2 separate regions of the Homo sapiens genome follow, and region 1 is linked to region 2. A link is an interaction called in ENCODE POLR2A ChIA-PET data of the cell type or tissue named here. Cell type or tissue: PC-9. All regions are shown on one strand.

Region 1 (4,000 bases), 290 kb before region 2:
TTTATGAGACCAGACTTATTAAAGCTACAGAAAGAGCTTCTTTTGTTAAAAAGCTTTTTGGATTAAGAAAACGGACAGTAATTTATGTAAATGTATCAATCTCAATTGGCTTCTCTTGTATGAAAAGGAATAAATAACGCAGATCACTGTTTTTCAGATAACGAGTCCTAACTCTTTGCCAAGGATATGGCAAAGACTCTGATGGAAAAGGCAGTAATGTGTACACAAAGGTGAACATAAATAAATGTGTGTATGATAAACGCTGGGAATGGACATAGAAAAACGGGTATGCAATTGGACAGAGACGACGGGAGACAGAAGGAAAGATACTTGCTCAGCTGTATCTAAGTAAGTTCATAGGAGTTTCATGGTCTGAAAAATCTGTGACAGTGGAATTTCTACTAAGAAGCTTAAAAAAGTTTCACCTTCTCCTTGGACACTTCAGAATAAGGCCTTCTTAGAATATAATGCATTATATCACAAATATACTTTTATATAAAATATTTGGGACCAAAACAAGAGTAAAGAACCAGGATCCGAAAGGGTGAATGCCTACTAAATATCTTTGATTATCTAAAGCTGTTTAAAAGCTATTAGATTGGCACCTGGAACCCCAAAATATCCACTTTTCACTGGGAAGGAGTGGCTGTGCCTCTTCAATCATCCCCTAAATGCAAAGAAGTTTGACCCCCACGCAATGGATAAAAGTCACCCAAAAAATGAACAAAAGAGGTGTTTGGAAAAACCAGAACACCATTCATCCCAGCTAACGACTTGTTCATTATGAGTGATGATGGATAAAGACTTCTCATGCTGAGATGAAATCAAGATTTATATGCATTGTTTCCTCTCCCAACTTGTGGGAAGATCATCATCATTTAATTCTATCTCTGCGGCCAGTGATGGGCATCCAGAGAGCTGGTTATCAAACGGCGCAGTCAGCTGGCAAAAGCCGAAACGTGCAGTTGGCACATCTGGACGGAGCCGCCACAGCCGAGGGTGAACAATGACTCCTGGCAAGCATCCAAATTGCTTGCAGACGCTAGCAGGTCTCATCTACAACCGCCCCTACCAGCATCTCTCTCTCTCTCTCTTTTTTATGAGAATCAGATTTTCATTGCTCCATTCAATTGCTCTCCTCTGCCATTTTTTACAGCTCTTATCGTTCCCCTGGAATATGGCCTTGAGACAGCTCATCCGTGTCCTTCACTGTGTTATCTCTTCTAACTTTTATTAAAACTTCAGCTTTCATCTGAAGATAGCTAATTAAATCTGGAACAGATTATATGCCTCCCCTTAAAAAGAGCACAAAACTATTTTCTTCAACCCCAGCAATGCTTTTTTTCCTTTCCAAAAGGTAAAATCAAAGGTGTTTAAGAAGTCTCTTTATTTACAGAGCTAAGATATTCAACACGTCATATATGAGTTGATTTATATTAAAGTTGTCTGTGATATGACAAATCTTTGAGCTATTTCTCAAGATGATTATTTCTCAATCCTGGTATATATCCTTTAAATATCACAGCTAATACTATAAGCATATTTTCTATATAAAGTTGGGTAATGAGGAGTTAAGTTATTAGTGCACATCAAGTGATTTGTCTTTTTATTCGTCTTTTTTTTTTAAAGGTTGCCCTCATTTGATAAGGATGAAGAGAAATTTTTCTTTTCTTCCCCATACCACAAATATTAGTAACTAAAAGTTCTCCCATGGGAAATTATGTGAAAACATGAAATTAATAGCAGTGATTCAAGTTTAGGACTGATTCGGTTTTCAAGACAGCTTTATATCAACTGATCATCAGCACAAGTAGCTCTGTCTGAGTCTACCACAAATTATTAATGAAGGAACTTCCACAATTGATATGAATACATTCTTCTCACATATGCCGCTGACCCAGTCCCTTTCTGAGGCCGAGGGGCAGTGTACAATCACCTTTTCTTGCATAGATCAGCTAACCAAACCTTCTAGCAATGACATCTGAAAGAATCTAGCCAGCCATCACACACACACACCCCCTATGCCCTTTTAATAAGGGTTAAGCTTCTACTACTGTGAGAATATGATTTAACTATCCCACCTGAAACTTTCTGGGATCCTTTTCTTCGCTTCACTGCCTTCAGTAAGATTTCCTTCATGGTAACCTTTGTGTTGTCCACCTGAATAAGGGAGAATCCATGAGCAGCATTTCTGTAGGAAAAGACAAATATTAAATCATCACCAACATTCATCCAGAGAGATGTTACTGCAATCTTCACTGTGTTTAAGCAAGTTTTTTTTGTTGTTGTTTGTTTTGTTTTGTTTTTGAAATGGAGTCTCGCTCTGTCACCCAGGCTGGAGTGCAGTGGTGCAATCTCGGCTCACTGCAAGATCCGCCTCCTGGGTTCACACCATTCTCCTGCCTCAGCCTCCCAAGTAGCTGGGACTACAGGCGCCCGCCACTACATCCGGCTAATTTTTTGTATTTTTTTTTTTTTTTAGTAGAGACAGGGTTTCACCATGTTAGCCAGGATGGTCTCGATCTATTGACCTCGTGATCTGCCCGCCTCGGCCTCCCAAAGTGCTGGGATTACAGGCATGAGCCACCGCGCCCGGCCGTGTTTAAGCAAGTTTTAAAGTAAGTGCATACTGAGGTGCCAATTATTTAAAAATAGGTTGAATAAATATACTTCAAATGGTGGGTGGCGGGGGGGCAGTGATAAACGATTCTAGCGTGAGCAGTTCCATGTGAGAGAGGTCACGCTTAGGGAAGGTTCTTCTAATTTGTCCAAGTTGAACCTAAGTGGTCTGTGTGGGTCAGCAGCACCATGGGTTCCTAGTGTTGGCTTCCAAACCAAATCTTGCAACAAGGATTGACAACTGATAAACTTGGCTTGTGTCAGTAGATGTCACTACAGGCAGATACTGCCATCATACTAAGCTCATGGAGCCCCAGACAAAAAAACGTCATGTGGGGCCGCAGGGCAGTAATACCCCAAAGTAATTGAGAAGGAGGAAAAGAAAATGCTCTAACTAGCTAGTAAATATATTTCTTTATTCATACACACACTTTTTTTTTTGAGATGTCTGTCACCCAGGCTAGAGTGCAGTGGCGCAATCTCGGCTCACTGCAACCTCTGCTGCCCAGGTTCAGGCGATTCTCCTGCCTCAGCCTCTCCAGGAGCTGAGATTACAGGCGCCTGCCACCGTGCCTGGCTAATTTTTGTAGTTTTAGTAGAGATGGGTTTCACCATCTTGGCCAGGCTGGTCTTGAACTCCTGACCTTGTGATCTGCCTGCCTCAGCTGCCCAAAGTGCTGGGATTACAGGCATAAGCCACCGCACCTGGCTGTATTTTTTTTTTTAAATACAGTCTATACACTTCAGTATGAATGATTTAATCTTAGTCCTAGAAAGTCAAAATATTAGCTGAAGCACAAGTAATTATAAGACAAAACACTTACACTCCTTGTAAGCTTCCAATTAATCAAACTGGGTGGGGGAAAGGCTTCATCTAGATTGGAAAAAAACCGCTAAGGAACAAGTACTCTAAAAACAGAAGCCCATCTCCTGTGTGAGGTATAACTTCACCAAGACTGTTAATTGCAATAGCAAGTATCACAAATACTACTCACTACACTTGGGCACTGGAACAAAACAGACCAATTCCAAGTAGCTCATGTAACAAACGGGACCCAAGTTTCCAACTATGGAACATGGGAATTGCCACAAGGAGTTTGGTCGCATTCCCATTTCTCCATAAGAATCTCTAAAGGGAATGTGGCCAAAAAACATGGCAGAACTTCATATTGACGAGAAATCTGAAAGAAAAGCCAAGCCCCAAGCTAAGTTCTGGAAAAGCTTCCCAATGGTAGGACAGGCTGGGAAGGGCCTTAAGCCTAGGTTGGACCCAACTAGGTGGCTGACTCTCCACAGGGGCTGGGGGCCGATCTCAAAACCAAGGACCTAATTTGCTTCCCTAATACAGAGACATCTCCACAACCCTCCTCTCCATACGGCT
Region 2 (4,000 bases):
TATCCATTTACATATGTTTGAAGTTTCCCCATCCGTTCAGCTCACTAACTTCCCCACCCCAAATTAGTACCTATTTATCTTATGGTTGGTACATATTCTTCTCATGTGAAAAATGCTTTTACTACACATACGTGTATTTACAAATAATGTTAGTATTTTTAGTATTGACAAATATAATGTGTATATATACACATATGTAATACCTATGTGTCGTATATACACACTGTACATCTTTTTGTAGCTTGATTTTTTGCTCACCAGTTTTCAACATGTACTGCATTGATTTTGATATCCGTGAATTGATTTTATTAGTTTTACCTGCTTTGTAGTATTCTACCGTGCAGATGAACTTCACATTCATTTCACTACTGATGGATGCTTACATTTCATCTGAAATTTTGGTATTATAAACATGCTTGTACACATATTTTTGTCCATATGCAAGAATTCCTCTGAGGTATATAACTAGGAATAGAGTTGTTGGGTTTATAGAGTATGTGTATATCCAACTTTATCTGATGTTGCCAAATTGCTTTCCAAAGTGGTTGTACCAATTTATATTGCTACCAGTAATAAGACTGATACAGAGGTTTGTTCTGGAACTACGCATTTTGGAAGGATCAGAAACTAAATTCATCTAGGACCTTAGTCTTCTGTGTCCTTATTTGCTGGATACAGATATTAGTAGTCCTTAGGTTTGGACTTTTGCTGGATATAATGATGTGTATTTTGTATTTTTAGGAGTACTAGTTTGCTGTCCAGAGGATTTACTTTGAATTATTAGTAAACCAACAAGATAAACACAGAAGTCATTCAGTTAAATACATTTTCATCACATTTTCATTGGGTAATAATTTTGCTTTTGACCTATCAGATCTGAGATATATATACTCAGAGATACTGAGATATATGTACTGCCTAGACAAATTTTCCATAGTTTACAGCAACAAATGGTTTATATAGAAATGCTATATTAAAGTATATTTTTATTTGTTAAACATAATTTATTAGGAATAGAACAAAAACCAAGTCACAATAATGATTTATCAAAACAGAGCCCTATAAGAAGGGAGATGGGAATGAATACAGCTCTTCTGCTATCTTGAAACATTCTGTATTCTAAGCCAATTAGAACTGGTAATACAATTTTACCAGTTGGTCATTTAAGAAAATGCAAGATTAGAAAAACATTTGATGATCCATCTGGAAAAAATAAGATTGGTCAGTTTTTTAAACTACTTTCTACCCTCAATTAGCATATCATGTCATATCAGACCAAACATAGTAACTTTGAGCTATAGTTAAACAATTTACTTATGATAGGAAGTTATTGACCACAAGGTCTTCTCACAGATTAAAAGTTTGGTAATATGTTTAGAATGTTCAGTTTATTCAATTTGTTAGAAAATCAAAAGGAACGTTGAGTCTAAACGTCGTTTGACAGATTTGTTTGCCTTTATTCCTATTAAAAGTATTTCAAAACCTTTGATTTGATTCTGAACATCAGTAATGTAAGTCGCCTTCTTTGTTCTAGGATAAACAGAACACATGCTTCTGCAGCTCCCTTGATCAATGAGAAAATGCCTTATATCAAAACCACATGGCGAGAATGTAGCTGTAGGTGATCCCCTGAGAGGTTTTTTGATTGGAGCTGGGAGTCTGGTATTGAAAGAAGAGGGAGACAGACAGGTTGTTTGAAAAAACTCCCATCAGACCAAATGCTTGTGTTGGAGCCATGCTACAACATTTTTCATGTAGAAAGTGCAACTTTATCAATTTTAAATGTTAAAGACGATTCGTTGCATGATTGTAATAACATATTTTCACTTTGGAATTTCTGTATACATCTCTCTGTATTTCATTAGCTAGTGGCCCAGAAATTCATTTATTCACATGCTGCTTGTCAGTCTTCCATTTCTAGAATTTTATTCTCAAACTACATCATTACAAGATTCATTATTTAATTTTTAAAGTCAAATGCAACCGAGGTACATTTTCTTTAGCTAATATACACTTGTCACGTTTCTGGACAGCAAGAGAAAATAAGCTTGCTGATTTGGTTTATAATTATATGTATCATATTTATGATGATATTCTTAAGAATTCTAATATTAGGTGAGTAATCTCAACATTTAATTTGCTAGTCAGGGGTTGCTTTAAACTTTTGTACATACGTAAGTTTTGGTGCAATTTAGTTAAAAAACTCATTATAGGAGATGAGTATGTGCTTCATTTTTAATATTTCCTCCATTCACTTTGAAGTTTCCTTTGAAAGCCAAACTATTAGGCTTGTTATGTCAGCTCTTTCCTTAAATTAAAAAAAATGAGCAACAAAGCAGTAATATTTTAGTGTTTTTCTGAAAGAAGAGAAGCAAAATAATTGTTTTAAGAAGATTCTAATTGAAGAGTTAGAGTGCCATGGTCTTTTCAAGACTGGTTTGGTCCTGGTGCTGCTCCGTGGCAGTGGAGCTCTAGATGCCTGGCCAAGCATCCCTTACCGACATCTGGAACCAGTTGCAATACATCACTGTCAAAACTGCTTTCTATACGTATCTGCATTTACACATTAGTTACCCACGCAGCACTCATCAAAAAAGCTGAACAATCTTGACATGGTGTCCCTTGTGGAACTGCAAAGGTGAACTGAAGTTGGGAGGCAGTGTCTCGCGTCACTGTCTGCTGAGCTCTTACAACAGGAAGCTTGATTAAAAGTGAAAGGAAAAATTTATCAGTTGTCTCAGCACTGTAGAGTTCAGTATAATTTTTTATTTACAAAAGCGTTATTTTTTGCTATCTAAAGCATACGTAATATGAGCATTCAACTGATTTTGTTTAGAAATAAGAATATTTTTATTTTTTAGTTGAAAAATATTGCCTTGCATGTTTCTTAGATTTGCTATTAGTTATATAATCTATTTTATTGTTCATGTTAAGGAAAATGTAAATTTAACAATAGAACTATGAAGAATTATAGATACAATATTGATAGCACTGTGTCAGTTAAATTTAACTGAAGTATAGCATAAAATTTCAAACAAACAAACTTCTTTAATGTTACATTGGTGATAGTAATGTTTGTGTTTATTAATTTTCAAAAAGCTGAGTAATAGAAAAGTACTTATTTATAGGTGTTTTATATTTGTGTATCATATGTGTTTTTGAAAATGAAATAAGAGTTTTGAACCCCCCAAATTGGCTACTTACATAAAGAACTATACAGAAGCCTTTGCTATCATATCCTCTATAATAGTAATAATAATAATAACATTAATACTAATGATGACAGTGGTTAACATTTACTGGGCTCTTTATGTACTAGACACATTTTGTCTATTATCTCATTCAAACTTAATAAATGGAGGTAATATTTTTCCCATTTTATAGAAGGAGAACCATGTTTAAAGAAGCTAAGTAACTTGTCCACATTCACAGTAAGTGTAGAGCTGCGATTCAAACTCTAGCTGTTTGATTCTAAGTCATTGTGGTTTTTTTGTTGTTGTTGTTCATTGGTGTGTATGTCTTACTTTTTATTATAAAATTTCCCCCAAATTCACAAAAGTAGAGGGTACAATGAACTCCTGTATAACCACCAGTCAGCTTTAACCACTAATATGTTATACTTGTTTTGTATCTCCGTGCAGATTCACATTCCTTCCTCCTGCCCCCCACCTGTCCTTTTTCATATACCATTGACTTGCTGAAAAAATCAGAATGTTTTTCCTGTAGAATGCCCCAATTCTAGATTTGGCTGATATTTCCTTGTGGCAGTATTTAATTTACGCTTCTATTTGCTGAATTTCTTCTAGACTAGAATTAGATCTAAAAGCTTGATTAGATTCATCATGCATCACATCAGCCATAACGTTTAGTCATCTTACTTTTTGCAATGCTAAGACTGATTGATCAGTGGATTAGGTAGTGCCAGCCTGATTTCTTCATTGTAAAGTTCCCCTTCTTTCACCTAATGGTTTTACCATCTATGGATGACCCAGTGCCTGGA

What was found. Peaks named below come from ENCODE experiments on the same cell type or tissue, not always from the same donor. Only the 100,000 strongest peaks of a DNase experiment are listed, where the experiment ranks them.
Region 1: POLR2A ChIA-PET joins it to region 2 with 6 read pairs; 2 of 35 experiments call an interaction of 5 or more read pairs at or near these places.

The regions. Positions count from the first base shown.
Region 1 is chr9:125,540,978-125,544,977 of GRCh38, forward strand. MAPKAP1 (MAPK associated protein 1) reads right to left here. Exons shown (of 12, transcript NM_001006617.3): 7 at 2,082-2,191. It overlaps LOC124902270 (a long non-coding RNA gene), which reads left to right. Exons shown (of 2, transcript XR_007061774.1): 2 at 158-1,461. Among named protein-coding and RNA genes, the nearest start is that of MAPKAP1, 160 kb to the right of the region's middle. In PC-9, no CTCF peak of the experiment used is centred here; no DNase peak of the experiment used is centred here; H3K27ac peaks cover 2,016 bases.
Region 2 is chr9:125,827,361-125,831,360 of GRCh38, forward strand. All of the region lies in intron 2 of PBX3 (PBX homeobox 3), which reads left to right. Among named protein-coding and RNA genes, the nearest start is that of PBX3, 82 kb to the left of the region's middle. In PC-9, no CTCF peak of the experiment used is centred here; no DNase peak of the experiment used is centred here.